Linked DNA regions of Homo sapiens: regions 2, 3, 4 and 5 are each linked to region 1. Evidence: chromatin loops called from intact Hi-C (ENCODE). Cell type or tissue: mammary epithelial cell. All regions are shown on one strand. Each heading gives the region's core, and the rest is flanking DNA. Links, peaks and the distances in the headings are about the cores only. Region 1 overlaps CAND1.11 (a long non-coding RNA gene). Region 2 overlaps SBF2 (SET binding factor 2). Region 3 overlaps SBF2 (SET binding factor 2). Region 4 overlaps SBF2 (SET binding factor 2). Region 5 holds the start of LINC02709 (long intergenic non-protein coding RNA 2709).

Region 1 (6,491 bases), core at 1,050-5,049:
ACTGACAGAGGTCAGTACTTTATAACAGCAGAGGTGCATTTCCCTCTTGTGCTACCTGTCCATGGTTGGGAGTTCACTCCGCATCTCACCTGGGAGCCCAGGCTGATAAAGCAGCCATCATTTGAATATCACCTGCATGTGGGTGGAAAGAGCACTCTGGAGGGTCTTGTACTGGCAATGAAATGCTCTGGCCCAGAAATGATTCACACCTCTTCCATTCACAACCCTTTGGCCACAAAGGGTCACCAAGGAGCCAAAAAGTGCAATCCTATCATGTTCCTGGAAGAGGGGAAAACGAAATATTTGGCAAAAGCACTCATGACTCCTCCAGGTCTAAGAGAAGAATAAACTTCTCAGAGAGAAAGGTAGGGAAGGGACTAGGGCTGGGTACTGGGGACTAGACTGGAGTCTCGCAAACGAGGCTTTTCCAGAGCTGTGCTCTAGAAGGTCCTCTGCCTGTGACCCTGCCCCCACCTTGGGCTCAGCTCATCCTTTGCTGCCTCACACAACAGGCCAAAGGAGCAAGCATCTCTTGGGGACTCTGTTTCAGGCCTGGGTCATTCCCTGACCCTCACCTTACACTGTTTTCCTCCCTCACCCAGCCCATTGATCCAGCGGGAGGATGCCCAGACACCAGGTCACAGGTTTCAAAGTAAGGCCCAAGTCATGGGATCCGTGGGGGCAGCCCTCAACTCACTTCCCAGAGATGGGTATACCTCTAGCCCTAATCTGACCACCTGACCGTGGTTCTTGGTAGATAGAGCTGGGCCAAGCTCCCATCAACCTGAGAGGTCCCTGGAGAAGTAAAGCCCTTTCTTGCCTAAACCCATTCTCTCTCTTTTGACCAGAAGCTCAACTCCTAAGAATCTCAAGTTTTCACCCATACTAGCTGGCCCAGCCTACCCAACCAGGCCAAATATCTCATCTCCCTAGCAGGCTTTTCAGAGAAAGATCTGGAGGTGGCTATAAGGCAACGCATGGTAGCGGCCTGGCTTGTCTCTCTGCAGACTCCATGTGACCTCACACTTTTGTTCATAGTCTCACATCCAACAACTGCTTAGGTTAGAGCTGATTTAGTTATCGGCCATTCTTAAGGACTCCATTGGCTCACTCACAGATTAGGAATATCCATGGTTCATCAGCAGGGCCAATGCCACCTGACCCCAACCTCTTACCCCCATCCCCTAAGCCATCCCTAAAAAGTATACAATGTAAGTGAAATCAGTGTGTTTTCCATACAAGACTTCTAGCTTCCCCTTCCACTGCAATGCCTCCTAACCCCTCCAACATAGAAATGCTGGAGCTGGCAGGGCGTGCTGGCTCACACCTATAATCCCAACATTTTCAGAGGCCAAGGCGGGTGAATCACCTGAGGTCAGGAGTTCGAGACCAGCCTGGCCAACATGGTGAAACCCCATCTCTACTAAAAATACAAAAATTAGCTGGGCATGGTGGCATGTGCCTGTAATCCCAGCTACTCAGGAGGCTGAAACAGGAGAATCACTTGAACCCAGGAAGCAGAGGTTGCAGTGAGCAGAGATCATGCCACTGCACTCCAGCCTGGGCAACAGAGCAAGACTCAGTCTCAAGAAAATAAAATAAAAATAAAAGAAATGCTGGAGCCAATAGCACCTCTCAGGTTCAGGCACTCAGAAATCAACTATTGGGGTGAGGTTGGGGGGATGTCCACAAAAACTTAGGACAAACTTTGACATTAAATTCATTCTCAGGGGACAATCTCATCCAGTTCTTGACTGAAAATAGTTACAATGGCTGTGCTGCTACAGGAGGCAGAGAAAAACCTCTCAAGGGGCAGCCAGGAACTCTTCATGGGGTAGGTCATATTTTAACTTGGGCCTCGACAGTTGGGAAGATTCTCAGTCAAGGATGCTGAGGAGGTTACTCTGAGTGCAGAGAGAACAGCATATACAAAGGCAAAGAGATGAAAATTTAGCTGACTAATATAGTATGTGTAACAGAGTAGTGGAGATAAGACTGGAAAGACAGCTCATAAACTGACCCCAACCTCAAGAGAGCCTTGAATATCAGTGAAGAGGTTACACTGATTCTCAAGAGAGATACAGAACAATCAGGATAAAGAATAATCTTAACCAATTAGTCCATTTTCATACTGCTATGAAGAAGTACCTGAGACTGGGTAATTTAAAAGAAAAAGAGATTTAATGGACTCACAGTTCCACATGGCAGGGAAGGCCCCTCACAATCACGGCAGAAGGTGAAGGAGGAACAAAGTCACATCTTACATGGCGGCAGGCAAGAGAGCGTGTGCAGGGGAACTGCTCTTCATAAAACCATCAGATCTCATGAGACTTATTCACTATCACGAGAATAGCACAGAAAAAACCTGCCCCCATGATTCAAGTACCTCCCACCAGGTTCCTCCCACGACACGTGGGGATTATGGAAACTACAATTCAAGATGAGATTTGGGTGGGGACACAGCAAAACCATATCAACTAACATCTATAGAATATTTACTAGGTTGAGCATTAGGCCAAGTGCTTTATATGCATTGTTATCTCACACCAGCTTAACAAGTATATCTATTATTTTTCTGTTTTAAAGACGAGAAAACTTGGCTCAGAGATGCTGAGTTACTTGCCTAAAATCACAGAGCTAGTAAGTGGCATGCACAGAATTCAAACCCAAATCTGCCTGATTCTAGAACCACTAGATGATATTAAATGGTGATGAACAGCATACTTACAAAAGTCCCTCTCCATGGCCGTGGCCTTAGATGGCATCAGGGGGATGGCAAGGAAGGTGTCAGCCTAAAGCCAGACAATTCCAAGCATAGCTCAAGAGTCACTATCGGGTGTCATTCACAGTTGACAGCTGAACAGAAAGGCTGGACATACATGTTGTCTCAGTTAGCAGGGAAGGACAGGAAAGAAGCATGCTGAGCAAAGGTCCATACTGAATATGATCCCTTCCCTACTCCGGACTTTGCAGAGCTGCCCTGCCCAGCGGCACCAGGCCTTCTCAGAGTTGTCCTTTGGCAGCAATGTAATTCATGTTCCCCACTGAGGGCAGAGTCCAGGCTTTGGGTCTATTCTGGCACCCCTTTTCTTCAGAGGCAGCCAAAACAACCCATTGCCTCATTGCAGCACCCCCTTCAAACCAGTCACTTTGGAGAACTTCCAAGGGCTTCGAGACATCTGTTGAACAGAGTTCAACTGGATCTGTTGAACAGAGTTCCATTCTCAATGCCTCTGCCTGCGGAAAGCCACGACAAGGACAGATGTTGTGGCTAGAGGGCAGCAGAGAGCTAGAGGCAGAAGCGCAAGGAGGAGCTAAAGATCACAGCTGGGAGAGCTCTTGGAGGAAGTGGGGGGATGGGGGGCACATGGAGAACCTCCATCTGCCAAGGAAATCCCCTCCCTTGAGTTCACACAGAGGCCAGTTCAGGTTGAGCCATAGATGTTAGGGGATCACATTGGGAAGCCAGACCGGAGGAGAAGCAGAGAGATGCCAGAGACAACACCACTAAGAGTCAAGAAGAGAGCTGGGAACATGCTGGAGGTCACCAGAGGTCCTGGAGCAGGTCTGAACACAGGCCAGCCTTGTTCTCCCCAGGCCAGGAGAGCAGAGAAGAATTTGGGCAAAAAAGCAAAGAAGAAAAGCTGCCCAGTTCATTTTATGAGGTTATCATAACCCTGATAACAAAACCTGTCAAGAACAGCACATACACACACACACACACACACACACACACACACACACACACACACACACACACACACAAAGACCAGTCTCACTTTTGAATGGGGACAGAAAAACATCTGGAAAAAAATTAGCAAATTTAATTAAAGCACATCAAAAAATCATCCATGATAGTCAAGGAGGGTTTAACAACGTAAGGATGGTTTGACATTAGGAAATGTATTAAAATTATACAGTTCATCCTTAAGAAAATAAATCACCCAAACCTATATTCTGAAAAGCACTTGATAAAGTTCCACATCCATTTCTGGTGGGTTTTTTTTAACTTTCAAATTTTTAGGGAGAGCAGAAAAATCCCTTAACATAATGAATGGTGGCAATATCTTACTTAAAATTGAAATACTACAGATTGTTTCATTAAAATCAGTAACCAAACAAAAAGATCAATGTTATTATTATTACTTAATATTGTTCTAGAAGTTAAGGTCAATGCAATAAATGAAGGAATAAAACAAAAACTAGATGTGGCAAGAAGACAAAATTATCATTTCTTATCAGTGCTATACCTTAGTTATAAAAGCTATATTTTAAAATTCCAAGACAACTTCCAGAAATAAAATAATAGTAAACAAGAACTTAAAAATCAATAATAAAAGTAATGTGAATAAAACAATAGGCAATATAAGCTGTTTACCACCTAGAATGTTATGGTCAAAAAGTTTGAAAACAATGTTGATAAGAGTTTGGGTAAACAGGCACCCTCAAACGTTGCTGATGGTATTTTGCATAGGGGGAAAAAAACGTTTCTTCTCTATACTCTCATAATGTTTCTGGCCACTAAATGTGTATGAGCTTTTCCCATACCAACCAATTCTCCAATTCTCTGTAGGCACCAACTGGGTATCCTATAATTTAACTCAATTCTGACACTAACTTTCCTGAGTTACGGCAGACCCCACAGGTTAAGGGCTCAGTGCCACAGGACTGCCCCCAACTTCAGACACCAAGTACAAGGAGTAGATCCCCAGGTTACCAAATTGAGGGCTGTCACAACCCCCTCCCCAAGTTTGATAATTTGCTACGATGACTCATAGAACTCATGGAAACACTTACGTTTACCAGTTTATTATATAATAAAGGATATGATAAGGATACAGATGGACAGCCAGAGGAAGAGGTACATAGGGCAAGGTCCGAAAGCAGAACAGGCATAGGAACTTCTGTCCCTGTGGAGTTGGGGTGCACCACCCTCCCATCACGCGGATGTGTTCACCCACCCAGAAGTTCTCCAAACCCTGTACTTCAGGGACTTTTATGGAGGCTTCATCATGTAGGCATGATTCATTATTAACTCAATCTCCAGAAGTTCCAAGCTTCTAATCATGGCTTGGTCTTCCTCGAGAACAGCCCCCATCTAAGAGCCCACCGAGAGTCATTTTATTAGAACAAAGATGCTCCTAGTACCCTTTCACTTCAGAAATTACAAGGGTTTTAGGAGCTCCATGTCAGGAACCAGGGTCAGAGACCAGTATATACATATATGTATTTCTTATTGTTTCACAGTATTATATATTGGTACAGCCTCTATGGAGAGCAATTTGGCAATATTTAAAAATTATAAATGCACTTGCCTTTTAGACTAGCAGTTCCTGTTTAGGAATTAATCTGACAGATATTCCTGTATCTATGTTAAAAATATATGTACAAAATTATTTTTTATTTATTGTTATGACGTAAGAAAATGGAAATGACCTAAATAAACATCAACAGAAAACTGTTCAATAAATTGCGGTATTCATTCATTGGTATACTATGCAGTTGTAAAAAAGAACGAGGAAGCTTTTTATATATTAAAATGGAATGAGCTCTAAGATATAAAGTTAAGTGAAAAAGCAACATACATAAGACCATGCATAGTTTGCTACCATTTGTATATATACATTTTAAAAACAGGAAAAATCATATTTACTAGTTTATGTATAAAATATCTATGGATGGATATACAAGAAACTAGTAACATTTATTAAATATGTATACCGTATTCTATAATTTGAGTTTAAAACTAAGTATATATATTACCTGTTATTAAATATATTTAATTTTAAGAAAGAACTGGGGAAAATGTTCACAAAAGTATGGGACATCCTTTGCTTTGCCAGATAAAAAATATATTTTAAAACTACTATTATTAAACACTATACAACTATAATACTGGCAGAAGTACTGACACAACATGTAAATTAGTTACTTAAAAGACAAAGGAAACATGAGAAATTAATGGAGAAATATCAAGTTATTCACTCACCAAATGATATTGTAAAAAATAACACTTTGGCAATAATTTATATTCTTACCCTAGCCCCATATACCAAAATTAATTTCAGATTATTTAAAATTTTAAATGTACAAAATAGAACTATATAAAAACTAGGTGAAATATATGTAAGTAGTTAACTGATCTTTAGATGTTGATGATTTTCTGTTTCAAATGTTAAGTCTACCTTCCATTCCTGGGATAAACCCCACTAGGTCATGATATATTTTCTTTTTCAAATATTATTGGTTTTAATTTGCCAAAGTATTACCATTGGTTTTAATCTGTTACCTCTATTCATGAGACATGTTGGTCTTCAGTTTTGTTTGTGGTACCAAGATAATGCTAATCTCCTAAAACAAGTTGGGCGATGTTTCTCCTCTATTTTTTAAGTGAGTTTGTATAGAATTGGTATTATTCCATTCTAATGTATACTAGAATTCACCCGTTAAACATAAAGTTGTTCATAATATTCCTTTGTTTTTTAAATATC
Region 2 (6,491 bases), core at 1,392-5,391, 160 kb after region 1:
TTTACCTATGCAGAAGATAGATACATTTTGGAGAATGATGGTGTATTATCATAAGCTGCTTCTACCACTCCAGTTGTATATTTGGTTCCACATGTGGTCTCTTTGCTAGAAACAGAACTTGGTAGAAACAGGCACTTGCTAGAAACAGAACTTTGCTAGAAACAGGCACTTGGTAGTTAACTATTTGATCTATCAAATGCCTTACTGAATCTAATTAACCGAGAACATCAGAAATACCCAGCAGTATAGTACACCGTCATCATATTGCCTCCATGGTTAGGTCAGTATTTTGGCTCTGTGCCATCATTTAGTCTGTAGGGATTTTGTTCATCTCACTATCCCACAGTACGTTATCCTGGTCCCCTACAGTGATGACATCATGCTAATTGATAGGACATTGTGATAGAGAACTAGCAGACACCTTAGATCCTTTGTAAAGACACTAAAGACACAGCTGATGATGGGACATGAAGTCCATAAAAAATTGGAGGACCTGACACCTTAGTGAAATTTCTGAGGTAACAGTATTTTGGGATATATTGGGATGTCCTTTCTGAAGTAGAAGATAAGCTACTGCATCTTGTATTCACTGCTACCAAAAAGAAGTACAGTAACTGGTGGGTCTCTCTGGGTTTGAAGTCAGGATATACTAAATTTTAAGTGTACTGTTCCAACCTCTTGACTCAACAATCTATAAAAACTGCCATTTGGTTGCTATGTGGAATTTGTGGCAGGCTCTGACAGGAGAATCACAGTGAAGCCTCCTTCATTTTAGAGCTAACTGTATCTTCTCTGAGAAGGCTACTGGCTTTGTTGTTAGATGTGATAGAGAACAAATTTCTAAATACTGGATACCAGTGACATGAGCATGCATAGCAGTGTTACATTGTCAAATAAAAGCAGTATACCTGGGATTGGGCAAAATGGAAGTACTGAAAACACATGTACATTGAGCAAGCAAGAGGCTCTTTTTTTTTTTTTTTTTTTTTGAGTCAAGAGTCTTGCTCTTGTCGCCCAGGCTGGAGTGCAGTGGCGCAATTTCAGCTCACTGAAACCTCCGCCTCCTGGGTTCAAACGATTCTCCTGCCTTAGCCTCCCAAGTAGCTGGGTTTACAGGCACTTGCCACCACATCCAGCTAATTTTTGTACTTTCAGCAGAGACGGGGTTTCACCACGTTGGCCAGGCTGGTCTCTAACTCCTGATCTCAGGTGATCCACCTCCCTCGGCCTCCCAAAGTGCTGGGATTACAGGTGTGAGCCACCGCGCCTGGCCACAAGAGGCCCTTTCCATACTGTGATTCCTTTCACAACCCCACACCCATGGTTTTATTCCTGGGGAGTCTGCTGTGTTCTTGGTTAACAGATGGTTCTACATGATGTGTTGGCACCTGTCAGACTAAGAGCTGACTCTGGTAGAAACGGCCAGTTGTCTCCTAATACTATTTTTTTCTCCTTTAGAAATAAAACTCTTGTGTTTTAGCAGGGCAATTGTCTAAGAGACTAAGAGACTCCCTTGCTATTGGGTGTAATCATGTGACAAGGCTTTGGCAAGTGATATGTAAGTGAAATTGTTCTTCCAGAAATTCTCCTTAAAATATTCTATACCTTCCTCCTTCTCTTCCTCCTCCTCCTCTCCCTCCTCCTCCTTTCTTCCTCTTCTCTTCTTCTTTCTTTTCTTTTTTTCTTTGTGCAAGGGAGCATGGGGTCTTGCTCTGTTTCCCAGGCTGGAGTGCAGTGGAGCAATCTTGGCTCACTGCAGCCTTGACCTTGTAGGCTCAAGCAATTCTGCCACCTCAGCCTCCTGTGTAGCTGGGACCACAGGTGTGCAACACCACACTCAGCTAATTTTTGTGTTCTTTTTGTAGAGATGGAGTTTTGCCATGTTGCCCGGGCTGAACTGGAACTCCTGGGCTCAAGTGATCCTCCTGCCTCAGCCTCCCAAAGTGCTTGGGATTACAGGCATGAGCCACTGTGCCCAGCTTCCTTCCTTCCTTCTTGATTTCTACTTGAAACATGGATGTGATGTTTGCAGCTCTAGCAGACATATTAAACCATGAGAACAAGGGTCTAAACCTGTAGATAGTGGAGTGATGAACCTGAAGAAGCTGGATCTTTGAGCCCATAGATCTGACATTGATCCTGAGTGTTGTCTTCGAGACATCTTTTATATGAAAGGAAATATACTTTTATCTTGTTTAAGCTATTAATGTTTTAGGTTTTCTGTCATATGCAGTGGAACATAATCCTAGTGGAGACACTGAATGCTTAGATGGATAACGTGCCATTCTCTGAGATAGAGAATGGAGGGAGAGAAGATACAGATTTTATAGAAATAATAGAAAATCCCAATTTGGTCATGATTAATTTGCTGTGTTTATGGAAATGCTTAATAGGGGGTACAAACAGCATTGGGAGCTTGAGAAATACTCTATCTGTTACAAGAAGGAAATGATTGTCTTCAGGAGAGTGAAACGTTAAGGAAAACAGCTGGTAGTAAAGTATATTATAACCAGCCTCATAACTTGTTTGGACAGATAAACAATCTGTAATGCTTTTTGCAGGATAGGAAGTTTGCGTTTGAGAGAAGAGTTGAGCAGAAAACACACGGCTTGGATTATCTGTGCTGTAGATGCGATGCTCCAGGGTGAACTTTGAGTTGCAGATAGGAAGTTAGAGATGGGAAAAAAAAAAAAACAAATTTGTGGAGAGGAGAGCATTGTAGGCAGGGGACATGTTTAAACTGTATTTGGGAAGAAGAAATTTGTCACCTGTATTTGTGTAATGAGAAAGGCCTACTTGATTTTGAAGGCACAGGTTGCTGGAGAACTAAGGATTTTTGTAACTTCTCCTTTATTGACTTAGGGTTAGGGAATACATTGATAGGGACACATTGAATGAGTTTTAATGAGAAATTTATGTGTATCATGTCCAGTTGCATTATGCAACAGATACGAATTTCTTGTTTAAGGAAGATTAACATAATAGCCTTTGCTGTTTTTTAATCAATAACTTTCCTCCCTAGTTTAAAAATGTTGTATTTAAAAAATCTATGCTGAAACTAAGCACTTGCTATGTACTAGTCTTATCTGCAATTGGAAGAAAACGTAAATATAACTTAAACATAGTGAAAGTGGTACAGTTAAGTCATAGAGAATTGTGTTTTAAATTTTCAGTTGTATTTTTTTTCTGAAAGGATCAATGTTTTATAGATACTACCAATATATTAATGTTTTTAAAGCTGGTTCCAAGAAATTTGTCTGAAATTTTAATGTGGCAGTGTTTTCTCTGCTGAATTATCAAGGGAGGCTAAATATTCTGTGGTATAGTGGTAATAATTTTCGTAATACCTTGATAGGCATAGATAATACTGCAGAAATTGCCAAAAAACAGCTTCTTTTTTTTTCTCCATTCTGTCCCTCCACCTGTGTTCTTTCCTGCCACACGTCTTCACCGCCTCCTTCACCCCCTCCTTTGCTGTAAACTTAGTTTCTCAGAATTCTGTAATCATGTCTTTGTAAATTTTCAGTTTGGTTCATGATAACTGTAACAAGTTCAGAAAGAGGTTTCTCATTCTACATCATACAAAATGAAGGTGTTTATGAAGTAGCCGGGAGTTCTTTGCCAGCAGACAAGTTATTGAGGCTTAGTTTAAATTGGTATAATTTAAACTGGTATAGTTTTCCTAACAACATAATCTATCTGGAGGAGATTTTGGTCTGCTTTTCAGATCAGCAATCATAGTGTTATGCCATCTAGTGGTAGATGTATGTATTTCACATTTTTTGTTGGTTTACCGTGCCTGAAGTTTAGAGCCAGGAGGGACCTAAGATCACTTTACAGGTGGGAGACCAAGGCTTAGAGAAGTTAGAGGATTTGCTTAAGGTCACCAGTTAGTGACAGAGCTAAGATAAGCCTCAGATCTCCTGATTACCAATGTAGTATTCTTTTCAAAACATGGCAGTGTTTTTCTTGAGGACTTTCTTAGATTAGTTTATCAACCATGGGAAGGTATTTATATTTTAGATGATTTCTGTGTATTCATAATTACTGTTGATAGCTTTAATGTACTGGTGTTTTAATAGGCCCTTGTACTCAGAAGTTAAGGGAAATGGATATCATATTTACCTTTGATAAGACATAGTAGTTTTCTTTAAGTAGTTAAATAAGTGCTTGTGAGAGAGGGTTGAGCTTGTTTTCCATTTGTTACAGTGAGAAAAAATATTAATTATTGTGCCTTTGGGCTTGCCCTTGTATGATCTAGTTTTTTTTTCCCATAGAAAAGGAAGTATTAGGAGAGAGGGCCCTAGGACTAAACTTATCTGTTAGGGTCATACTCAGATTAAGTTTTGTGTTGAAAAAAGAATCAATTCTGACAGTGCCTTCTGGTCCCTCCTCACCCTACCCTGGCAACTAAAGGTTGCAAATCAGGCAAGCAGTAAGCTTCAAGGACAGAGAAGTTTTAAGCAATCTTAAAGGTTGTTGGAATAAGCATGAAGAATATTGCCCTGGGAAGAGGTTTAGAGCCAGCTGATATCAGAACACCAGCTATTGGACTGGAGAAGTATTTAAGTACTAGATTGAGGATGACTTGGATTTGTATTTTTGTTTTGCCACTGATGCTCCGGTATTGCTTCTTTTGTAATTTCCTTTCTGTTTAAACACCTTCCTTCAGCCAATCTTCAATGTTAGTGTAGTTTTTTTTGCTTTGTTTTTTTTGGTCCAAGAATGTCTGGATTTTCCTCTCATTCCTTAAGGGTAGTTTCGTGGGAAATAGAATTCATAGTTGATAGTTCTTTCTTTCAGCACTTGAAAAATGTTGTGCTGCTTTCTTCTGTCCTTCATGGTTTCTGATGAGAAATTTGCTGTCATTTGAATTGGTGTTATCCTGTAGGTAAAATGTTTCTCTCTGGCTTCTTTCAAGACTTCTTTGTTTTTAATTTTCAGATGTTTAATTATGATGTATCTTAGTGTAGATTTCTTTTGAGTTTATCCAGTATGAGAGTCACGCAACTTCTTGAATATGTTTGGTGCTTCACCAAATTTGGGAGTGTTTTAGCCATTATTTCTTTGAATATTCTTTTAGTTCCCCTCTTCCTCTCCTCTTTTCTGGGACTCCAGTGATATGAATAGTGGATCTTTTGTTATGGTCTGTGGACCTCCCATGGGTTCCCAATGTTCTTTATATTTTAATTTGTTTTCTCTCCGTTGTTCAGACTGGGTAAATTCTACTGATTTCACCTCAAGTTCACTGATTCTATGCTATGCCATTTTCACTCTACTATTGAAACCATCCAGTGAGATTTTAATTTTGGATATTTTATTTTTTAGTTTTATAATTTCTGTTTGATTTATAACGTATTTCTGTGCTGATATTTCTATTTTTCATTTGTTTCAAGAGAGTTTATGATTTGATGTATTTTTAAGGTAGCTGCTTTAAAATCTTTGCAGATAATTCTTCCATCTGATTCATGTCTGTGTTGGCATCAGTTAATTGTCTTTTTGTCATTCAAGTTGTGATCTTTTCTGGTTCTTGGTGTAATGGGTGCTTTTTTACTATATCCTGGACATTTTGGCTGTTATGTTAGTTTTTGTGTTTAGAGTTAGCATGTAGACCATAGTCTAATTTTGTAGGCTGTTGTTCCAGTGGCAGTTTAATTTTCAGAGCCTTTTCAGTGTTATTTTGATTTTCTTGGTTATTTGGTTTTCTTTGTTTATTTAATGCTGGGGCCATTAAATATAGCCCTTCTGTCACCTCAGGCAGCACTAGAGCTCCCACTGGTGCTGCCTGAGGTGGCAGAAATCATTCCCCAGGCTGAGCTGTTTGATGTCTCTTGGTGGGGGAGGGGACTCTCAGGCTACAGGGACAAAGAGGTTTTGCTGGACCAGGCTACTTTGTGTGGCACGATGTTCATTATTGGTGCTATTTCACTGCCCTGATGTCACTGGGGAGTACATGAGAGATTCTGACTCATGAGGACAAAGAGACTACCTGGGCCAGACTGCTTGTTACAGTGGAGTCTCTCTTACTGGTGTCCTCTGACTACCCCAGTGTTTCTGGATTGGGGAGGGAATTCTTAAGCCCATAGAAACAAAATGTCTGCCGAGGTTACTTGATACAGCGAGATACCTCTTGCTGGTGCTAGCTGGACACCTCAGTTTCTCTTGGTTGTGTAGGAGAGCCTTAGGCCTGTGATGACAAAGGCTTCCCAGGCCATCCTGCTTATTGTGATGGGGTCTCTCTTGCTGGTGATGCCTACTCACATGGTATCTGCCTTTGGGGAAAGGGAGTCAGGGCCAGGAGTGAAGGAAAGTGCTTTCCCTGGCTGCTTATTATCACTGTGGCTGTCTATCCCCTGCTCATGGTTCTGGGCTTTCCCTGTGTTGTTAGTGGAACTTCTGTTTGATCTGGGAGATGAGTGAGCCTACCTTGGCTGCCTTCTGTTGTTAACCTGGGGATTGGGACATGCTAGGCCTGGGTTGCCTTCTTCTGT
Region 3 (6,491 bases), core at 1,527-5,526, 180 kb after region 1:
ATCTAGAACCAACTGATTTGTATGGTTACTTATATATATGTGTATGTATGAATTACCTGTATGCAAAAGGTTGGAAACTATCTAAATGACCATTAGTATGGGGACTCGTTGAATTAGCGGTACCACAGCCACTCATCAGAACATAGTACAGCTGTTAAAAAGTACGAGATAAGGAGATCTACAAGCACACGAAAAGATGCTAACATCACCAATTATTAAGGAAATGCATATTAAAGCCACCATAAGATACTATTGCATGCCCATTATTATTGCTATTAAAAAAAAAAAAAAAAGCCAAGCACAGTGGCTCACATTTGCAGTCCCAGCAACTGGGGAGGCTGAGATGGAAGGGTCACCTGAGCCTAGTAGTTGGAGGCAGCAGTGAGCTATGATTTGCACCACTGCAACTCCAGCTTGGGTGATAGATGAGATTCCAACTCTAAAAAAAGCCCCAAAACAAAACAAAAATCCCAGAAAATAACAAATGTTAGCAAGATTAGGGAGAAACTGGAACTCTTGTGCACTGTTGGTGGGAACGTAAAATGGTGCAGCCACTATGGAAAATGGTATGGAGAGTCTTCAAAAAAAATTGAAAATAAAATTACCATATGACCTAACAATTTCACTTCTGGGTATATCCTAAAAGAACTGAAAGCTGGGATTCAAACAGATATTCATACACATGTTTATAGTAGCATTGTTCACAGTAGTCAAATGGTGGAAGCAACCTGAATGTCCATAGACAGATGAATAGACAAGTGAGATGTGATACACGTGTGCACGCACACACACACCCCCCCCCAGAATATTATTCAGCCTTAAAAAGGAAGAAAATTCTGACACATGTTACAACATGTGCCAACATTTGTTGTGTTATGCAAGGTTCAACCTGAAGGATGAACCTTGGGGACACTATGTTAAGGGAAATAAGCCAATCACAAAAAAACACAAATACTAGGAGATCGAGACCATCCTGGCTAACACGGTGAAACCCCGTCTCTACTAAAAATACAAAAAATTAGCCGGGCGTGGTGGTGGGCGCCTGTAGTCCCAGCTACTTGGGAGGTTGAGGTGAGAGAATGGCATGAGCCCAGGAGGCAGAGCTTGCAGTGAGCGGAGATCACGCCATTGCACTCCAGCCTGGGCGACAGAGTGAGACTCCGTCTCAAGCAACAACAACAACAATAAAAAACAAAACAAAATACTGTGTGATTTCACTAATATGAGAGACATAGAGTAATCAAATTCATACAGGCAGGAAGTAGAATGGTGGTTGCCAGGGGCTGGGGAAAGGGAGGAATGGCAAGTTGTTTAGTGGGTATAGATTGTGAATTTTGCAAGATGGAAAGAGTTTTGGAGTTTAGTTGCACAACAGTGTGAATGTACTTAACACTATCTGAACTGTCCACTTAAGATTGTTAAGATGATAAATTTTGTGTTATATATATTTTACTGTAGTTAACTTTTTAAAACAGTATGAAATAAAGCTTTATGTACTGAAATGAATAAATCTCTAAGGCATATTTTATAGCAAGTAGCCAAAAACTATCTGGGAAAAAAAGAACAAAGTTTGGAAGACTTATACTACCTGGTTTCAAGACATCCCATAAGGCTCAATAATCAAGACAGTATGGTATTAGCTTAAGGAATAGACATGTAGATCCATGGTACAGTCTAGAAGCAAACTCACATATATATCATGAATTTATTTCTTTTTTCTGAAATGTTCCACTTTATTGAAAGAAAAGCATGTGTTATCTTTTTTGTTTTTTCCTTTTATTTTTAGTTGATATGTAATAATTCTACATGTTTATGGGAAACAGGGTGATATTTCAGTACATGTATGCAATGTATAATGGTGGAATCAAATTAGTGTATCCATCACCTCAAATACCTATCATTTCTCTGTGTTGTGAACGTTCAGAATCTTCTAAGTTTTTGAAAATATACACTAAATTATTGTTAACCATATTCACCTTAACGGTGCTACAGAACACGAGAACTTATATTTCCCATTTAGCTATGACTCTGTGTCTGTTAACCAATCTCTTCCTTTCCTTCCCTCCCCACATCCTTCCCAGCCTCTAATAACCACAATTCTACTCTCTGCTTCTATGAGCTCAAATTTTTGTTTTTTGTGTTTTTAGCTTCTACATATGGATGAGAACACACAGTAGTTATCATTCTGTGCCTGACTTCATAAATTGGTTTTTGGACCGAGTTGCTAATGTAATTCAGTTGTGGAAGTGATAAGCCCAAATGGTGCTAGAACAACTGGATATCCATTTAGGAAAAAAATGAGCCTTGACCCTTAAACCATACACAAAAAGTAACTTGAAATGGATCATAGTCTAAATGTAAAAGCTAACACTATAAAGTTTTTAAAAGAAAACTTAGGATTTTGAGACCTTTAGTTAAGCCAAGATTTTTTAGAGAGAATGTCAAAACCGTGACTGATTAAAGTTTCTCTGGATTTCCTGAAAAACCTTGAAAAATAGTATATAACCATGCAGAAAAGGTGGATAATACAATAGCAATAAGCCCCATTTTTTTTAGAAGTTTCCCTTGGATCTACAGAATCTTTGGATGCTACTTGGGCCTTCTAGTTTTTACTATTTACCATTGGAAAGGAGGAGGACGCTGGAAGAAATGAGAGGATGTGGGACGCTTTAAGCAGCGCTTTCACCTAGAAAGGGAGAGCAAAGTTTACTCAGGTGTTATTTTTGCCAGATGCCAGGTTTTCTTCTTCAAGCCAGAATTTTGGGTATATTAGAAAATGTGGGGTGATGATCACCCTGGGCAACATGGTGAAACCCTGTCTCCACAAAGCATAGAAAAACTGGCCAGGCACAGTGGCTCACGCCTGTAATCCCAGCACTTTGGGAGGCCGAGGCGGGCGGATCACAAAGTCAAGAGATCAAGACCATCCTGGCCAACATGGTGAAACCCTGTCTCTACTAAAAATACAAAAATTAGCTGGGCGTGGTGGCGCGTGCTATAGTCCCAGCTACTCGGGAGGCTGAGGCGGGAGAATCACTTGAACCCAGGACACGGAGGTTGCAGTGAGACGAGACATCGCCACTGCACTCCAGCCTGGCGACAGAGCAAGACTCCGTCTCAAAAAAAAAAATTAAAAAACAACAAACAAACAATAACAACAACAACAACAACAACAAAAAGACATAGAAAAATTAGCTGGACATGGTGGTGCTTGCCTGTAGTTCCACATACTTGGGAGGCTGAGGTGGGAGGGTCGCTTGAGCCCAGGAGGCAGAGATTGCAGTGAGCCGAGATTGCACCACTGCATTCCAGCCTGGGTGACAGAGTAAGACCCTGTCTTAAAATAAACAGACAAAAAAAAAGTCAGGTGATTTTGACAATAAGACTTCTTTCTTGAAGTTTTGATTGCTGTAAATGGTAGCCAACTTGAGATATTAAAATCATTATGTGAAAGACTTTGTGATATGCAAGAAAGAATACTGAACTCTAGGATTTTATGTATCTGTATGTTTATATTTATGTATATATAGAGAGGTGTATATTTAAATACATAATTTGCTTATAAAGGACAACAGCAATTTGAGAGAACACCATCTCTCTAGGTCATTCCTGTAGGTCATCTCTCTAGGTCTACTTTCAAAGGTACGTAAGGAATGAATTTTTATATTACCTACCCCCCCATTTTGATCTCATAAAGCTTTTTGTCGAATTATACATCTATACATCCATACATCCTAATTACTGTACGAAATATGTTTACATCTTTTTGCTTGACTTTGAATAATTCTTTGAGAGTTTCCAGTTACGGATATTACCATGTATGGTCATCTCCTTGTAACTTAGCTTAATTTAAAGTACCTTTAAGCTAGCCAGAATAACTTGCAAATCTGTTGATTTAATAAGATGAAGTATTTGGTGGCCTCTAGTGGTACTTATGTGTCTATAAAAAGTCACCAATGTACAAAATTTTAGGGTGAGAGTTACTAAGGTGACAAAGTAAACACATATGTGTATTTATTGAAGAAAAGTTTTTTAGTCTTTGAGAACTAAAAGCTCATTAATCAAATATAAATTTATCAATGATATGGCTGTATCTACTTTTATAGCAAATTATTATCACCACTAAACTTTCCTCACTTTCAAGAAATGCCTTGGAATTATACTCATATCTCTTAATTGGGAGAATTTTTATGTAACTTGTATTTAACATTCAGAAATAGTTTACTATTGCATTGAATTGAGATGTGTCCAGGAAGGAGGATGGTGGGAATATTTCTGACCTCTTTTGAAATGTAATGAAAGCTAAAAAGGGAGTCACAATTTCATAGATTAATTATAAAGATAAAAGTCCTTAGTAAAATGTACTTTTTTAAACAGTTAATTCTGGCTAACTCTTAAAGATACTTTAAGTCTGGCCAAAAATTATCTAGAATCTGAACTGCATGTAGAAATTTAGAAAAATCACTTCAAAAATTGGGAAAATTTGTATAAAGTTAAGATTTAGAAAACCAAAGAGAAAAGTGACAGTTTTAGGTAAGTTATATTTATTTCTTAAATGCTAAAATTCATTCATTAAAAAAATTAGAAATTGAAATCTCAGATTTCATAGCTTGCTCAGTGTTATGTAGCTACTTAGTAATTGCTGAGATGATAATAAAACCCTGGTCTTTTGATTCTCTGCTAAAGCTTTTCTAAAACTATTCTGCTAGTAGTATTATATGAGAAAGCTGATTTTTAAAAAAGTTTTCTTTATTTCTGATACTTAAAAAATTAATAGACTAAGCCCTAGATTCCAATTAGGATGGTTTAAGTGGCGTTAGAAAGACACTTAGAGAAAAAGCATTTTAACATTAAAATCAGAAGAGTGTAATGACATGAGTACTCGGTGCTTAGAGAGTTGGCAGCTTTTATTTTTTCCAAAGATAGACCATATTTACCAGAAAAACCTCTAATATCTGTGAAATTAGGAATAGCTTTGATTATGACAGCCACAGTGTTCTAATGAAAAAGTTAGATTTTACTATTGGATTCAAAACCAAGTGAAAGATTTCAATAAAGCTAAGGAATGCATCAGAGTCTCTTAACAGCAGCAGAATTGATCAAGTGGAAGAAAGAATTTGTGAGCTTGAAGACAGGCAGAACACCAAAGAAAAAAGAATGAAGCATACCTACAAGATCTAGAAAATAGCCCCAATGGGGCAAATCTAAGAGTTATTGGCCTTAAAGAGGAGGTAGAGAGAGATAGGGGTAGAAAGTTTACTCAAAGTGATAATAACAGAAAATTACCCCAAACTAGAGAAAGATATTAATATTGAAGTACAAGAAGGTTATAGAACAGCTAGCAGATTTAATCCAAAGAAGAATATATCAAGACATGTAATATCAAACTCCCAAAGGTCAAGGATAAAGAAAGGATCTTGAAAGCAACCAGAGAAAAGAAAGAAATAACATACAATAGAGCTCTAGTATGTCTGACAGCAGATTATTTCATGGAAACTTGACAGGCCAGAGAGAGTGGCCTGATATACTTAAAGTGCTGAAGGAAAGAGGCTTTTATCCTAGCATAGTATATCTAGCAAAAATATTCTTCAAACACGTGGGAGAAATACTTTCCCAAACAAAAGTAGAGGGATTTCATCAACACCAGACCTGTCTTACAAGAAATGATAAAGGGAATAGCTCCATCAGAAAGAAAAAAACATTAATAAGAAATAAGACATCATCTGAAGGTACAAAACTCACTGGCAATACTTATAACACTGTAACTGTCATGTGTAAACTCCTCTTAAATAGAAAGACTAAAAGATGAACCAATAAAAAATAAAAACCACAAGGACTTTTCAAGACATATACAGAGCAATGAGGTAGAAATAGAAACAACAAAAAGTTAAAAAGTGGGGGAACAAAGTTAAAGTATAGAGTTTTTATTTTTCTTTTTGCTTGCTTTTATGCAATTAGTGTTAACTTGTCATTAAAGTAATTGGTTATAGGATATTATTTGCAAGCCTCATGGTAACCTTGAATTGAAAAACATACAACAAATACACACAAAACAAAAGGGGGTAAAAATAAAAATAAATGAAAACATACCACCAGAGAAAATTACCTTCACTAAAAGGAAGACAGGAAGGAAACAAGGAAGAGAAGACTGCAAAACAACCAGAAAACAAATAACAAAATGGCAGGAGTAAGTCCTGCCACATGCATCCAACACTGGAGCACCCAGATATATAAAGCAAATATTATTAGAGCTAAAGAATAGACACCAGTACAATAATAGCTGGAGACTTCAATACCCCACTTTCAGCATTGGACAGATCGAGACAGAAAGTTCAATAAAGAAACATCACACTTAATCTGCACTATAAAACAAATGTACCTAATAGATATCTATAGAACATTTCATCCAGCAGCTACAGAATATATGTTCTCCTCAGCACATGGATCATTCTCAAGGATAGGCCATACATTAGGTGACAAAAATAAGTTTT
Region 4 (6,491 bases), core at 1,027-5,026, 510 kb after region 1:
AGGCATGGTAATGCACACCTGTAGTCTCAGCTACTCAGGAGGCTGAGGTGGGAGGATCACTTGAGCCCCAGAGGTTGAGACTGCAGTGAACCAAGATTGTGCCAACTGCACTGTAGCCTGGGCAGCAGGTGAGACCCTGTCTCAAAAAAAAAAATAAATAAAAACTGGCCAAAAATGGGGAGGATTGGGAGAATTTAGATTATATCTTATATTTTTGAGACCACCAAACCCAGGCAAAGGACTTGACAACAGTCTTGGATTTGATGTCTACCAATTTCTGGACCACAAAGGAAAGAAATTGATTTATCCTCTGAACTCTTAATATTTACTAAACAACTTAAGACACAGAATCATTAGAAGGCTAAATGGTTTAAAAACAGAGTTCAACTGGGCCTGGTGGCTCATGGCATTAATCCTAGAACTTTGGGTGGCCGAGGCGGGAGGATCACTTGAGCCCAGGAGTTTGATACCAGCCTAGGCAACAAAGTGAGGCCCCATCTCTACAAAAAATACAGAAATTAGCCAGGCATGGTGGTGTGTGCCTGTGGTCCCAGTTACACAGGAGGCTGAGGCAAGAGGATTGCTTGAGCCCAGGAGGTCAAGACTGCAGTGAGCCTTGTTTGTGCCACTACACTCCAGCCTGGGTCACAAGGCGAGACTATGTCTTGATAAAAAAGGACTTCAATCCATTCATCCCAACTACTGACATTTATAGAATCTGGCACATCAAGTGAATACTGGACAATGCTGGTGGATGAATATACCTCTCGTGCAGAAATTGTATGCCTTGATCTGAGCAATCTAGAAGGGTTATAGACCATTCTGAGTTTAAGGATACTTGTACTGTTCAATCTGAGTATCAGGTAGTAAAACAGGAAAAACTGTAGAAGATGCTTATAGTCATCCCATTTAACTAAATGGATTACTCACTATTCTGTAAATCCCACTAACTAATGAGCATAATATCCTAAATACTCATTGCTTATAGGCCATTCTCTTTCTGCTCCTGCTAACTGAGTTGTATGTTTACATAAGCCAGTTGTGTTTTGTTCCTGATTAATTATATAGTTGTTAGATGTCACATAAATAGATGAAATATGAGTTATATACATGAAAAGCATCAATAAGGGATAGAATAAAACCTGCAATATAACTTATGTATTCTTTATGGACATACACAGGTAAAAAACAAAATGGGAATGATAATATGTAATTCATGATCATGGTTACCTCTAGGATAGGAGAGAAATAGAATCAGGAGAAGTATACAGTGGACTTGTATGTATTGTATGTCCTTTCTTTAAAAAAAAAAAAAAAGAGAGAGAGGGAGGGACAAAGCAAATATGTTTAAGATTTGATAAAGCCAGGTTTTGGATACAATTTTTTCTATTCCTGTCTTCCTTTTGTTTGTCTCTCAAGACTAAGCAAAAGAAAGACTCCCAATTTCATCAGAAAATGCTCTAAAATTAATTATTAAAGTGATTTAATATCTGGACTTGGTCAGGCCAGAGCAGAATCACAGGAGGACTTGCTAGCACCATCCCTGAATTGTGCAGTTAGTTAGGTACACTTATATTCCAGGGACCAGAACTAGATAGGAAATCTCCAGCAATTTAGACAATGAATCTCTCTATTATTCTTTAAGACCATTACATGTTTATGGAAAAGACCTGCCAGCTAGCCTTCTTTCCTGAAATCTGGTTTTCCCTGAGCTCCCAAACGAGAGCCTTGAGCTTGGGGAACTAACATGTCTAGCCAGACAGGCCTTCAACAGGCCCCTCATGCTGATATCTTAACCTTTCCCTTAACCATCTCATCTCTCAGATGATTTGCATCCTTTATTTGGATTTGAATCTGGCCTGCTGGTTGGTGAGCCCCATGAGTTTATTCTTCATATCCTGTCCCATGCTGGGTTTCCTTTGAAAGCTTTGTGGAAAATGAATGGCATTGCTTAATCTAGTACCTTCACGGGCTGTTTTTTCTAGATAAAGAAGGAAGTCAACACATTCTTAAACATCTCATAAAATTGCATGGCACAATACCACTTTTTTTTTTAGGACAGAATCTTAAAAATTATTATGAAATGTAAATATTGTTGCCAGAATTGAAGAGAATGAAAGAGAGATGTGATTTGACAAAAGCATTCCCAACCAGCACCACCATCTCACACCCTCAGTATGAGTTAAATCTCATCTTTGTGCAATATTAAAAGATTATGATGCTAGTATACAGACCAATTTGTAAAACCATCTTGTCTTGGGAAAGTTTTTCTTCAAACCAGAGAAATTATTAGAATCAAAAAAATAAAATAAACACAAAATAATAAAAAAAATTTTTTTAAATAAATTATCACAATCAGAAGATAGTTTTATCCATAGATGCTTATTTTCTCTGTTTACTAAAATTACTGCTACTGTCCCAGGTTATACTGAATTTGAAACCCTAAAGTCTCATTACATCTTTCCCTACATAATTATATTACAGGTTTGTTTTGTAAAATATGTTCATTTTGTATCTTACAGAAACAACGTAGAGTAATGGAAAGCTTTATTTCTGTTCCCATCTGTTCTACTCATCTTACCATATGACCCTGAACAGTTCTCTTTCTTTATAGATTCTCTCAAATGCACAGTGAACACCTGAAATATTTACCTTACCACCCACTTTCTAGCCCAAGCTGACTGCAAAGTTCCATTTTTGCAATTTGTAGATCAAGCCATGATGGAGTCTAGGCAGAATAAAGTGATACTGCCCTCTGCTGGTCCTGAGAACACCCATCAGTGGAATGGCCCTGCCCATCCTCACTGAGGGACACAGTGCTCCCTGCTTGTGGTTGACCAGACAAAGCAAGAAACCACAAAGAAAGAAGGCAAACTGCATGTCTAGAAAAAGAATAATATTTTAAGTATTTGGGGGTTAATGATTTCTAACGCACATATCAGGAGATCATTTTATCTGCAGGCACTTATTTTCTCTGTTTACTAAGACTACTGCCACTATCACAGATGCCATAGCCGTTTGTGTCTGTCTTGCCACCAAGTGTTTGTACTATAGTCACTTCACCCTGCTGTAATGCTCACCTAGTAAACAGGCTGTGGGTTCTGACCCTTTGGGCCACTGTCACTCTGTCTTGCACCGTTTTTCTTCCTTGGAACATATATAGTCCCACTTTTGCTCAAACTATTTAGATTAGTTTTTGCATATTCAACTTTTAGTTTGTGCATAAACATGAAGATACAGGTTGAGTATATCTAATTCAAAAATTTGGGCCACACTTGGTGGCCTAATCCTATCCCAGCACTTTGGAAGGCCGAGGTGGGGGGATTGCTTGAGGCCAGGAGTTCAAGACCAGCCTGGGCAACATAGTGAAAACCTGTTTCAAGAAACATTTTTTTTTTTTTTTTTTTTGAGATGGAGTCTCACTCTGTTGCCTAGGCTGGAGTACAGTGGCGCGATCTCAGCTCACTGCAACCTCCACCTCCCAGATTCAAGCAACTCTCCTGCCTCAGTCTCCCAAGTAGCTGGGATTACAGGTGCCTGCCACCACACCCAGCTAATTTTTGTATTTTTAGTAGAGACGGGGTTTCACCATATTGGCCAGGCTGGTCTTGAATTCCCAACCTTCAGTGATCTGCCTGTCTCAGCCTCCCAAAGTGCTTGGATTACAGGCGTGAGCCACTGTGCCTGGCCTCAAAAAACATTTTTTAAAATTAGCCAGGCATGGCAGTACATGCATGTAGTCCTAGCTACTCAGGAGGTTAAGGCGGGAGAATCCCTTAAGCCCAGGAGTTCTAGGCTGCAATGATCTATGATTGTCATCAGCCTGGGTGACAGAGTGAGACCCTGTCTCCAAAAAGAAGAAAGAAAATTCAAAATGCTCCAAAATTCTAAACTTGTAGTGGGCTGGCATGATACTCAGAAGAAATGTTCATTGGAGCATTTCAGATGTCAGATTTTCAGATTTAGAATGCTCAACCAGTAAATATGATGCAGATATTCCAAAATCAGAAACACTTCTGGTCCCAAGTATTTCAGATAAGGGACATTCAACCTGTAATGTCAACTCAAATGTGCCAAGGAAAGCAAATATACACCATCAGTGTGAAAAATACTGAAGAAAGGTGGGGCTTCATTACACCCTCAGATTCCTGTACATCTCTGTTAAGTTTTAATAAAAGATGTTTAATTAATAACTTTTTTGGCATGCTGATTATCCTAAAAGTACTTTGTGAGAATCTGATAAGGATTTGTTAAAAGCTCAGTTTTTTGGAGTTTATCTATATGAATATAATTTCAAGACTTCAACATTTTTAGAGTTGCCATTGATTATGTTATGCTGCATTTGTAAGAAATGGTACTGCCCTGAGTATACTCATGGTAAAGGCAGTTGAGAATTACAGTTTTATCTCATTTGAATTTAGTGCCTTTAAAATCTCTTTCAGGCTGGTCATGGGGGCTCACATCTATAATCCTAGCACTTTGGGAGGCCAAGGCAGGTGGATCACTCGAGCCCAGGAGTTCAAGACCAGCCTGGGAAATATGATGAAACCCCATCTCTACAAAAACCCCATCTCATCTCACTGCAACCTCCACCTCCCAGGTTCAAATTTTTCTACAAAAAAAAGCTACAAAAATTGCTGGGTGTGGTGGAGCACACCTGTAGTCCCAGCTACTACAGCTACTAGGGAGGCTGAGGTGGGAGGATCTTTTGAGCCTGGGAGGTTGAGGCTGCAGTAAGCCATGATCATGCCACTGCACTCCAGCCTGGGTAACAAAGCCAGACCTTGTCTCAAAAAAAAAAAAAAAAAAACTGTTTCAAAATAGGCTTGTGTACTGCTACTGAAACAATTGTTGGTCCTTACAGTAAAGGACTAAAAAATGAAGGAGGAAAAAGTGTGTAATCCATGTCCCAAGTGTCTTCATGCAGAGTATAGAAGGAGCTTGTGATTCAGTGTGTGTGGCTTCTGCTTACGCACTCACAAAACCACACACATTTTGTTCATGATTTCCCATAGGTAGACAGTAACTGTTTCTTAAATGAGCAGATAGGCATAATGAAATCCAACAATGATCCCTGTGCACCCTCAAAGAACTCCTGATTTTTGCTTCATAGCCACAACTTACAGCCACTTAATAGGGAGAATTGAGGTTATAGCCAGTTACCTCAGCAGCAGTAACACAGTCCTATCTTGAAAGGGTCTTACAGATGGCATGTAGTACACAGAGACTCTTTAAGGCAAAATCACAACCACCCAGCTTCTAACTACACAGGTACTACATTTCGTGGTATGCAGTTCTAGACCAAAAAGGAGATTAGCATGTATTGAGCGTGTAATTTTTACCAGATGTCTTATATATCTGGTATACGTCCCTAAGAAATGAACCAACTTTTGTTGTGTAACAGTTATATAACCTTAGTAATCATCTTCAGTGTCCAGCATTTCAGGAGAAGACACTCAGCTTATTAAATTGCTTCGAAAGAAAACTTATCAGAAACTTTAGTTCTACTCACAGAAAACAGATGAACTCAATTCCAAAGAATAAAATGGGCCAAAAAATGTTTATTGAAAATGGTACCTACTCTTTCTTGGAAAATTATGAATTTTTAAAAATTTGAAACATCCTTAGCTTTTAGAGGTGGCAGAAATAGTTTTGGAAAGTTGACTCAAGTCACTAACTGAAATTTGGCAATGTAAATTATCATTAAAATTTAAAATGCAATGTTATACAAGTTTTTTTCAGAGGTTCCAAGGTAGAATATTACTTTGGGAAACAAAATCATAAAGTGAGGGGAAAACAGAAGTGCTAATTGGCAGTTAATTTGGCATTTCATTTATTTTGATTTACTTTCAGTTCTTTTGAAAGACAATTTGGTGTTATAAAAAGAGCAGGGGTTTTGGAACTAAACAAACTTAAATATATATGAAGTGCCTTCTAAATGCCTGCAGAGTTCATTTTCCTTCCCTCTGTTGTTAATCACCTCTTAAGTTTACTCTTACGCTGAAACCCAGCAGGAAGTCCCTGAAAGGAAGGAGGTTTGGTTTGTGTTTATCTTTCCCTGCACAAATTTGGTTACCAGAAAATGCCCTTGAAGCCCAGGGCAGTCTTCTAGAGAGTATGTGAGCCAGGCAACAGCTTTGGCGGGGAGGTAATGGGCTGGAATGAGCAGTAGGAAAAGTGCAGTTCTCCTGAGTCCCTAATTCATGCTATATCCTCATTCTGTGTGTAAGGCCAAGCTGTAGGTTCACTCATATTTCAGTTGCTGTCTCTTTAAAAAGAGTACCCTAAAGCCATAGAAGAAATGTTAAATTATCTGGAGTTTTATGTTTACATCGTGATGGATTTTATTATATGCCCTAATTGTAATAATATTCACTAAACCTACAGTGCCTCCTTTTCCTGTATTTTCTAATTGATATAATAACAGCTTTGATTTTTAGCTGTTACTAAAATACCCATTTTGATAAAGTGACTGAGACTCTCAAGGATCC
Region 5 (6,491 bases), core at 1,468-5,467, 610 kb after region 1:
AGTGCTCTCTGCAAGGTTGTCCACTGTATTCTCACAATTGTACTCCTCATTCTTGAAAACATTTGGAGTTTTCTTTGTTCCTTGCAACAAAAACAACCTTGACTTGAGCAGTATCCTTCCAACCATCCATCCACCCATCTCTCCAACCCTACATGCCCTCCTAATCATTTATACTTCTTTTTTTTTTTTTTTTTTTTTTTTTGAGACAGTTTCACTCTTGTTGCCCAGGCTGGAGTACAATAGTGCAATCTCAGCTCACTGCAACCTCTGTCTCCTGGGTTCAAGCGATTCTCCTGCCTCAGCCTCCTAAGTAAGTGGGATTACAGGCATGCACCACCACACCTGGCTAATTTTGTATTTTTAGTAGAGACGGGGTTTCACCATGTTGGTCAGGCTGGTCTCAAACTCCTGACCTCAGGTGATCAGCCTGCCTCGGCCTCCCAAAGTGCTGGGATTACAGGCATGAGCCAACGTGCCTGACTGATCATTTATACTTCTAATCATCTGTCTACAGATCAGTCCACTAGTCCATTCATCCCTATAAGCATCCATTATCCTAGAGTCCACCCATCACCCATCGATCCATATAACCAACAACTATCCATCCACATGTTACCCTTTCATAACCTCCAGGTAGAGGGGAGTAAGGTCATGAAGGATCTCATCACAGGGCTGAGGCCATCCAACTTTAATGCTGAAAAGTGGGAAGCTATGGAAGGATTTTGAACAGGAAAGTTATATAGTTGGACCTGTATTTTAGAAAAATAACTCTGACAGCTATAAGCAAGATAGATAGGTCTTACTGTCTAAAGGCGGGAAGACCAGTTGGGGTAATATTAAAATATTCCAGATGATGAATTAGGGCAGAGACACAGGGGCTTCAGAAAAGAAGATTCAAGGGAGAGACAGGAAAGCAGCTCTGGGAACAAGCCCAAGCCAGAAGGGCAGGCCTAGATGGAAAACTGTCTAATAGGGGGCCTCAGTTTTGCAATCACCAGCTCAGCCCAAGCACTGTATTTGCCCCAGATCTCAAGTGGAACCAGGCCTCCTGCACATTCTGCACATTTGGGGCAGAGTTCCCAAGAAGCCCAATCCAGAACCAGTCCTCTCTGGGCCCTTCAGCAGAGCACTCTGTCCTGCATCTCAGGTCTCTGAGTAAGTGGTATTTCCAGAGTACACATGCCCCCACCAACTCATCTCACAGCTCAGCCTTGGCTACAGAAAGCCAGGGCCTCTTCTTTGTTAATTTTCTTCAACTCCTCAGAGGTTGGGCCTCCGGCCCAGTGAAGTCAGGGTCTGGGAGGCAGCCCTGGCTCCCTGCCCGCCCACAGAGGATATATTTGGAGCAAGACAACTCCTTCTGGACACAGAGCTTGGGACCCACCCCGCAGGGCTGCCCCAACCAATTTTACTGAGTATCCACGCAGTGTGGTTGTCACTCACGTTTTCACTTGTTAGTTCATTCATTTGTTTACTCATTCATTCATTCCACAAACATTTATTGATCTGCTGGTATGATGCAGCAGGTACAACAGGATGTGTGGTGGGCACATATCTGTATATGTGTGTATATGGGTATCTCTAAGCAAGGATGGCAGAACACACTCTGGGTGCCCTCCCTCAGGGTTCAGTGGTGATGATGACTCACACTCAGGTGTATATGGCATCTGTGGGGACCTGTGTGCAAGTACATGCAGGCACGTGCTCTCTGAGGAGGTAGCTATGACTCAGTGGCACGCGGCATCTGTGGGTATCTGTGTGGATATGTGTCTGAGTGCAGGCATGAGCATAGGCGCTTGCTCCCCAGGGGGTGGGGGAAGTGGTTGTGACTCAGCTGCACATGGTGACTGGGAGCCTACAGGCCAGCTGTGACTTTATGGCTTTGCTTATTTGCCAAGCCAAACAGTTAGTGTTGGGCGTAAATATTCTATCAGAGTGTGCATGGAATAAGTCCTGAGCTAGGGACCTCCAGCAGGCAGGAGAGACTCAGTAGTCTTGGCCCAGCAGCATCTGTCCCCCGCCTGCCCCCTCCACCGTAGGTATACAGGTCCTACCCTCCCTCCCTCGCCCTCTCCACTCCTGCCTCCTGGAGACTCAGCGAGCTCGTCCCTCATTGACTCTACATCACCCCTCACCCACCGGTCCCAGGTGCACACACGAGACCAGGCCCAGAGGTACAGGGCTGTGGCCTTCGAGCTGCCAGCCCAATCCATTTTTCTACCATACCAAAAACCCCTTCTTTTTCAGCCCTCATGACCGCGTCTTCCTCCAACATCCCAGCCCCGGTCGTAGGCTCGGCAAGCCCGCTCCAGGGCCCACTTCCCATCTCGGCGGCCGCAGACCCGCTGCCTCCCCATCGGCGCGGCCCCATCTTCACCTCTGAGCTCCTTGCCCCTCTCTCCCTGGCTGTCTCTGTCCTTATCTGTCCCAAGTCTATCTTTGTCTCTTCTCGAGCCGGGCTGTCTGCAGCAGAGGCTTCACCAGAGTGGAGGTGCTGACAGAGTGCGGGGTGTGGGGAGGACAATCTGTGTCCCTTCTTGAGCCTTATCGGGAAAACTTAAGTCACTGCTCAGGGCTCAGACTGGAATTTCGCCCTAGATGACCTTGCTGGGTCTGCTGGGGCCTCCGCAGGGACAGCCAGGGTCAAACGAGTCAGGAAACAGGCCCCTGCTTGTGGGCCGCCTGCCCGCCCTCATCCCAACCAGGCCGCCTGCAGCGCCCTCGGCGGGAGACGCCGGGGAGGGGAGAGAAGGGAGGAGACGGGAGGGGCGGCCCCGTCTTGGGCACTCGCAGGGACTGGCGGGAGGCCGTGTGGGGCTGGAATCGTGACCACGGATGCCGCAAGGCCACAGGGCCCTCCTCGGGGTCCCGGCCGGAAATCCTCAGGGGCCCGAGGAGGAGCCGGGGCGGCCACCCGACCACCTCCCCGCGGGCCGCAGGCAGGCGGCGCGCCGTACCCGCCGAGAACGCGGGAAGAGGCCATCGCGTCTGGACACCTGGGCTTCGTCCCAGAGCCGTCACTGCTGTGTCCCCTTGGGCAACTGCCTAGCTCCCTGAGCCTCACTTTTCACACCTGGAACATAGGAAAATTGCGCCCACCTTCTGGGTCGTGGCAGATAAAATGAGTTCACGTCAGGGCTGGCTCTCAGGAGGCGCTCAGTGCTCGTGGCTTTCCTCCCCGGTGGACAGAACCCCGGGGCAGCTCCCCGCGCCCTGACGCCCAGAGCGGAGCGGCCCGGAGCGGAGCGACCACCGCACACTGGACCCGACCCTAGTCGGCCCCGCGCGCCCGGGTCGGGGCTGGAACCTGCGGGCGTGGCGCACGCCTGCCACCTGGCGGCGAAGCCCCCAGGCCGCCCGTCCCGCCCACGGCTGCGCGCGTGCGCAGGCCTGCACCACCCAGTCGCCCCCACCACGCCGCGCCCCGCCTCCCTCGCCCAGGGACTTCCTAGGCCACGCCACGCCGCTCCACCAGCTCAGGGAACCCCCTTGGCCGTGCAGACCTGCGCCACAGGGTCGTTTCCTCCCCTCCTTCCCTCGAAAGCGTATGCATTTCGTTGCCCCTGGAACTGGGGTCATTTCAGGACCTCCCAAGGAGGGTCAGGATGGTGGTATTGGCCTTAGGGGACGCGGGCTCAGGTTGGCGGTTGAACCGCATGTTCCTGTTTCAAACAAACCTAAATGTAGGCCTGGAAGGCTGTGCACTGAAATCCTAGTATTAGGTTGGTGCAAAATTAATTGCGATTTTTGCCATTGTAGGTTGTCTGCAGAGTGAGATTATGGCGAAGCATTTTATTCTTTTTACAAACCTGCTTTTTCTCAGTTTTCCACATTGGGTATGTATTGGTGATAAGGAAAAAAAAACTACAAAAGATATTTTTTGAAAAAAAAAAATCACATGGAGAGAGAGAAAAGGGGACGAATTGGCCTATCAAGGGGGTTTCCGGAAGTTAACTTTCTAGTATCTCTGTTTGCATGTAGACTCCCAGGGTGCCCTGGGAGAAATGGAGAAATGAAGCCCAGGACATGAGGCATTGGGATGGATGGTCCATCTTTCACATGTGCTGGGATTAACTTCCTTTAAGAAAAAAGGAAGGCAAAAGGGTTCCCAGCCTTAGGGTTGGGTGGGGTAGAGGCTCCAAATAAACCAGAAACTCTTGAGTAGAGGTGGTCAGTCATTGCTGTCTGGTTCAAGCGCTGATTGGACCCAAGGGGACCAGATCCAGGATATATTTGAGAACAAGGAATTTATTTCAGAAAGGGGCCACTCAACAGTCAGCATTTACTAAGAACCTGCTTGGTACAGGGTGCTGGAACTACCACAACGAGGCTGCCCCTTCCCTTAAGGAGTTCTGGGCTGACTTTTGGGAAAGTTCATCAGCGGTGACGGGTAGTGAGTGAGGCAGATCAGCAGGAACATTACAAGCCGCAGGAACCGTCAGCTGCTGATAGAGGCCCTGGGAGGTAGAGTGGAGAACAGCTCTGGCCACCACAGCTAATGGCCACCAAGGGAGCGACAGGACCCTTGAGGGGAGAGCAGAGGCTGGAGGTCCTTGGGGTCTACTGGGAGGTGGCAGTCACAGGCCCTTGGGTCCTCTCCACAGCCTTGCTGGAACCTTCCAAAGAGCAGGTGTGACTGGGGAAGTGTGTTGCTGGGCTGTCACCCTCACCTGGGACCTCCTCTGTGCACTCATCCATTCACAGATTTGCCAGCTACCTGCCTTTGCAGGACACCTCAGAAGTTACAGACTTGCCTGTGGAAATGCAGAGAGCACCTGAGGTATTTCCCGGACTCTCCAGTAGTAGCCTTGAATGGCTGACCAACCGCAGTCACCTGCCAGATCTTCTCAGAACCGGCCAGCCCACCAGCGACAGGCCCATTAAGTGGCCTGGCCCAGCCCAGATGGAAAACCCCCTCCACGTGACTTTCTAAAGAACATGCATGAAGACAAAACACCAGGTGCCTCAGGTGTGACACCCTGAGGACACATCACCTGTACAGTATCCTAACCCACCCAAGATGACACAGTAAGGTAAAACCACAGTAGAGCCCAGGCCTGTTTGACTCTGAAGTCCAGGCTCCTTTCCAACTTAGTGCCCTAAAGGCCTGATTGGGGTGGGGGTAGGCAGGAAGATTCAAGCACTGATTGTTTGTAGCCCAGGCTGGGAGGGCAACAGCTCTAGAAAAAAAGTCACTCACTGCTTTAACCATCTTCCAGCTAACTGCAGTGAGGTGTACAGGGCCATGGGGCTCTGGGATGAACTCTTCCACCTCTACACCTTGTAAACAAGGATTCCAGACACACCCTCCAAATGGGAATGGAGACACACGTTTGGCAGAGTTGGACAGTAACGCTGCTCTCCTATCAGCCTGGACTTTGAGGGGAGTGGAAAACATGAGTGTGGAGGTGCAGCAGTCCTGGTATCCCCTGAAACCAGCCTGTGGGGGGAACAGTCTTCCCAGGGGAGCTGCTCAGGATCGTCCTGGTCCCATGCATCAGGAAGAAAAGGGAACCTGAGAGCAGAGGGAAAATGCAGAAAGTGGGGCAGGGAGACTGCTCCCTGAAACCCCCATGGGCTGCTGGTCCAAGCAGAAAGTGTTGTCGGAGGGGGGAGAGGCAGGGTGAAATGGGACAGGAAACGAGGACTTCCGATGAGGAGGAGGAGGGGGCAGTGGGCTGCGGGTCTTGGGGACTGAACAGAATGGGGTTTGCTAGACAGAGCTTTCGTCTACCCACTCCTGAAGTCCTGCTGGACCTCAGCTGGCCCTTGTGAACTGTTGAGGGGGATATAAACACAAAGGCCTGCATTCCTGTGGGTGCACAATCCTAAGAGACCATGGACTGCCTGTGTGTGGTGGGAACAGGAAAAGGAGGCTGAGTGTAGCCCTGCTTGGAATTTAGTGTCCACCACAGATGTATCCACTACCCAGGGCCAAAGACTCGGCAGCCTCAGAAGACTCAATGGAAGCTGAGCACAGGACTAGAAAGGGTCAGGGCCCTCCTCTGTATGTAGGGGTGGCACATGGCCACTAGCTGGGTGATGGGGCACTGAGAAATTAAATGTTTGACATAAAAATGTAATCAGGACCCGAGAGGAGGTGGGTGGTGTAATGAACAGCATCCTAGAAGTCCGGTACAGATTTCACGTGTCACCTTCTAGTTCCTTATCTGAAATTGAAAGGTGAGGTCAGGTGCAGTGGCTCAGGCCTGTAATCCCAGCACTTAGGGAGGCTGAGGAGGGCATATCATTGAGGTCAGGTGTTTGAGACCAGCCTGGCCAACATGGTGAAACCTCTACTAAAAATACGAAAATTAGCCGGCTGTGCTGCACACGCCTGTCGTCCCAGCTACTTGGGAGGCTGAGGCAGGAGAATCCCTTGAACCTGGGAGGCAGAGGCTGCAGTGAGCTGAGATCACACCACTGCACTCAAGCCTGGGCATCACAGCGAGACTTCTTAAAAAAAAAAAAAAAATTTAAAGGTGAGCCAG

Evidence for each region. A loop is a pair of places that touch in the nucleus more often than their neighbours do. Peaks named below come from ENCODE experiments on the same cell type or tissue, not always from the same donor. Only the 100,000 strongest peaks of a DNase experiment are listed, where the experiment ranks them.
Region 2: a loop joins it to region 1, with 5 times the contacts of the local background. A loop is called at or near these places in 19 of 110 quality-filtered maps.
Region 3: it touches region 1 in a loop (21-fold over the local background); 3 of 110 quality-filtered maps call a loop at or near these places.
Region 4: a loop joins it to region 1, with 8 times the contacts of the local background. A loop is called at or near these places in 3 of 110 quality-filtered maps.
Region 5: a loop joins it to region 1, with 13 times the contacts of the local background. A loop is called at or near these places in 11 of 110 quality-filtered maps.

What each region holds. Positions count from the first base shown.
Region 1 is chr11:10,363,625-10,370,115 of GRCh38, reverse strand. The region is part of intron 2 of CAND1.11 (a long non-coding RNA gene); the gene reads right to left. Among named protein-coding and RNA genes, the nearest start is that of CAND1.11, 59 kb to the right of the region's middle. RefSeq lists an enhancer at 3,055-3,554. In mammary epithelial cell, for the core only: a CTCF peak has its summit at 3,283; a DNase peak (open chromatin) is centred at 3,385; H3K27ac peaks cover 613 bases.
Region 2 is chr11:10,205,513-10,212,003 of GRCh38, reverse strand. The region is part of intron 1 of SBF2 (SET binding factor 2); the gene reads left to right. Among named protein-coding and RNA genes, the nearest start is that of SBF2, 85 kb to the left of the region's middle. In mammary epithelial cell, for the core only: a CTCF peak has its summit at 3,739 (motif pointing left); no DNase peak of the experiment used is centred there.
Region 3 is chr11:10,179,421-10,185,911 of GRCh38, reverse strand. All of the region lies in intron 2 of SBF2 (SET binding factor 2), which reads left to right. Among named protein-coding and RNA genes, the nearest start is that of SBF2, 110 kb to the left of the region's middle. In mammary epithelial cell, for the core only: a CTCF peak has its summit at 3,917 (motif pointing left); no DNase peak of the experiment used is centred there.
Region 4 is chr11:9,858,581-9,865,071 of GRCh38, reverse strand. All of the region lies in intron 17 of SBF2 (SET binding factor 2), which reads left to right. The region is part of intron 1 of LOC101928008 (a long non-coding RNA gene); the gene reads right to left. Among named protein-coding and RNA genes, the nearest start is that of LINC02709, 100 kb to the right of the region's middle. RefSeq lists an enhancer at 1,595-2,154. In mammary epithelial cell, for the core only: a CTCF peak has its summit at 2,756 (motif pointing left); a DNase peak (open chromatin) is centred at 2,781.
Region 5 is chr11:9,755,112-9,761,602 of GRCh38, reverse strand. LINC02709 (long intergenic non-protein coding RNA 2709) reads left to right here and starts at 2,070. Exons shown (of 3, transcript NR_033972.1): 1 at 2,070-2,174; 2 at 3,760-3,836; 3 at 4,705-6,491. SBF2-AS1 (SBF2 antisense RNA 1) reads right to left here and starts at 3,310. Exons shown (of 3, transcript NR_036485.1): 1 at 3,100-3,310. RefSeq lists silencers at 2,861-2,980, 3,101-3,500 and an enhancer at 4,972-5,031. In mammary epithelial cell, for the core only: CTCF peaks have their summits at 2,722, 3,332 (motif pointing left) and 4,761; DNase peaks (open chromatin) are centred at 1,752, 2,702, 3,382 and 5,012; H3K4me3 peaks cover 1,098 bases; H3K27ac peaks cover 3,795 bases.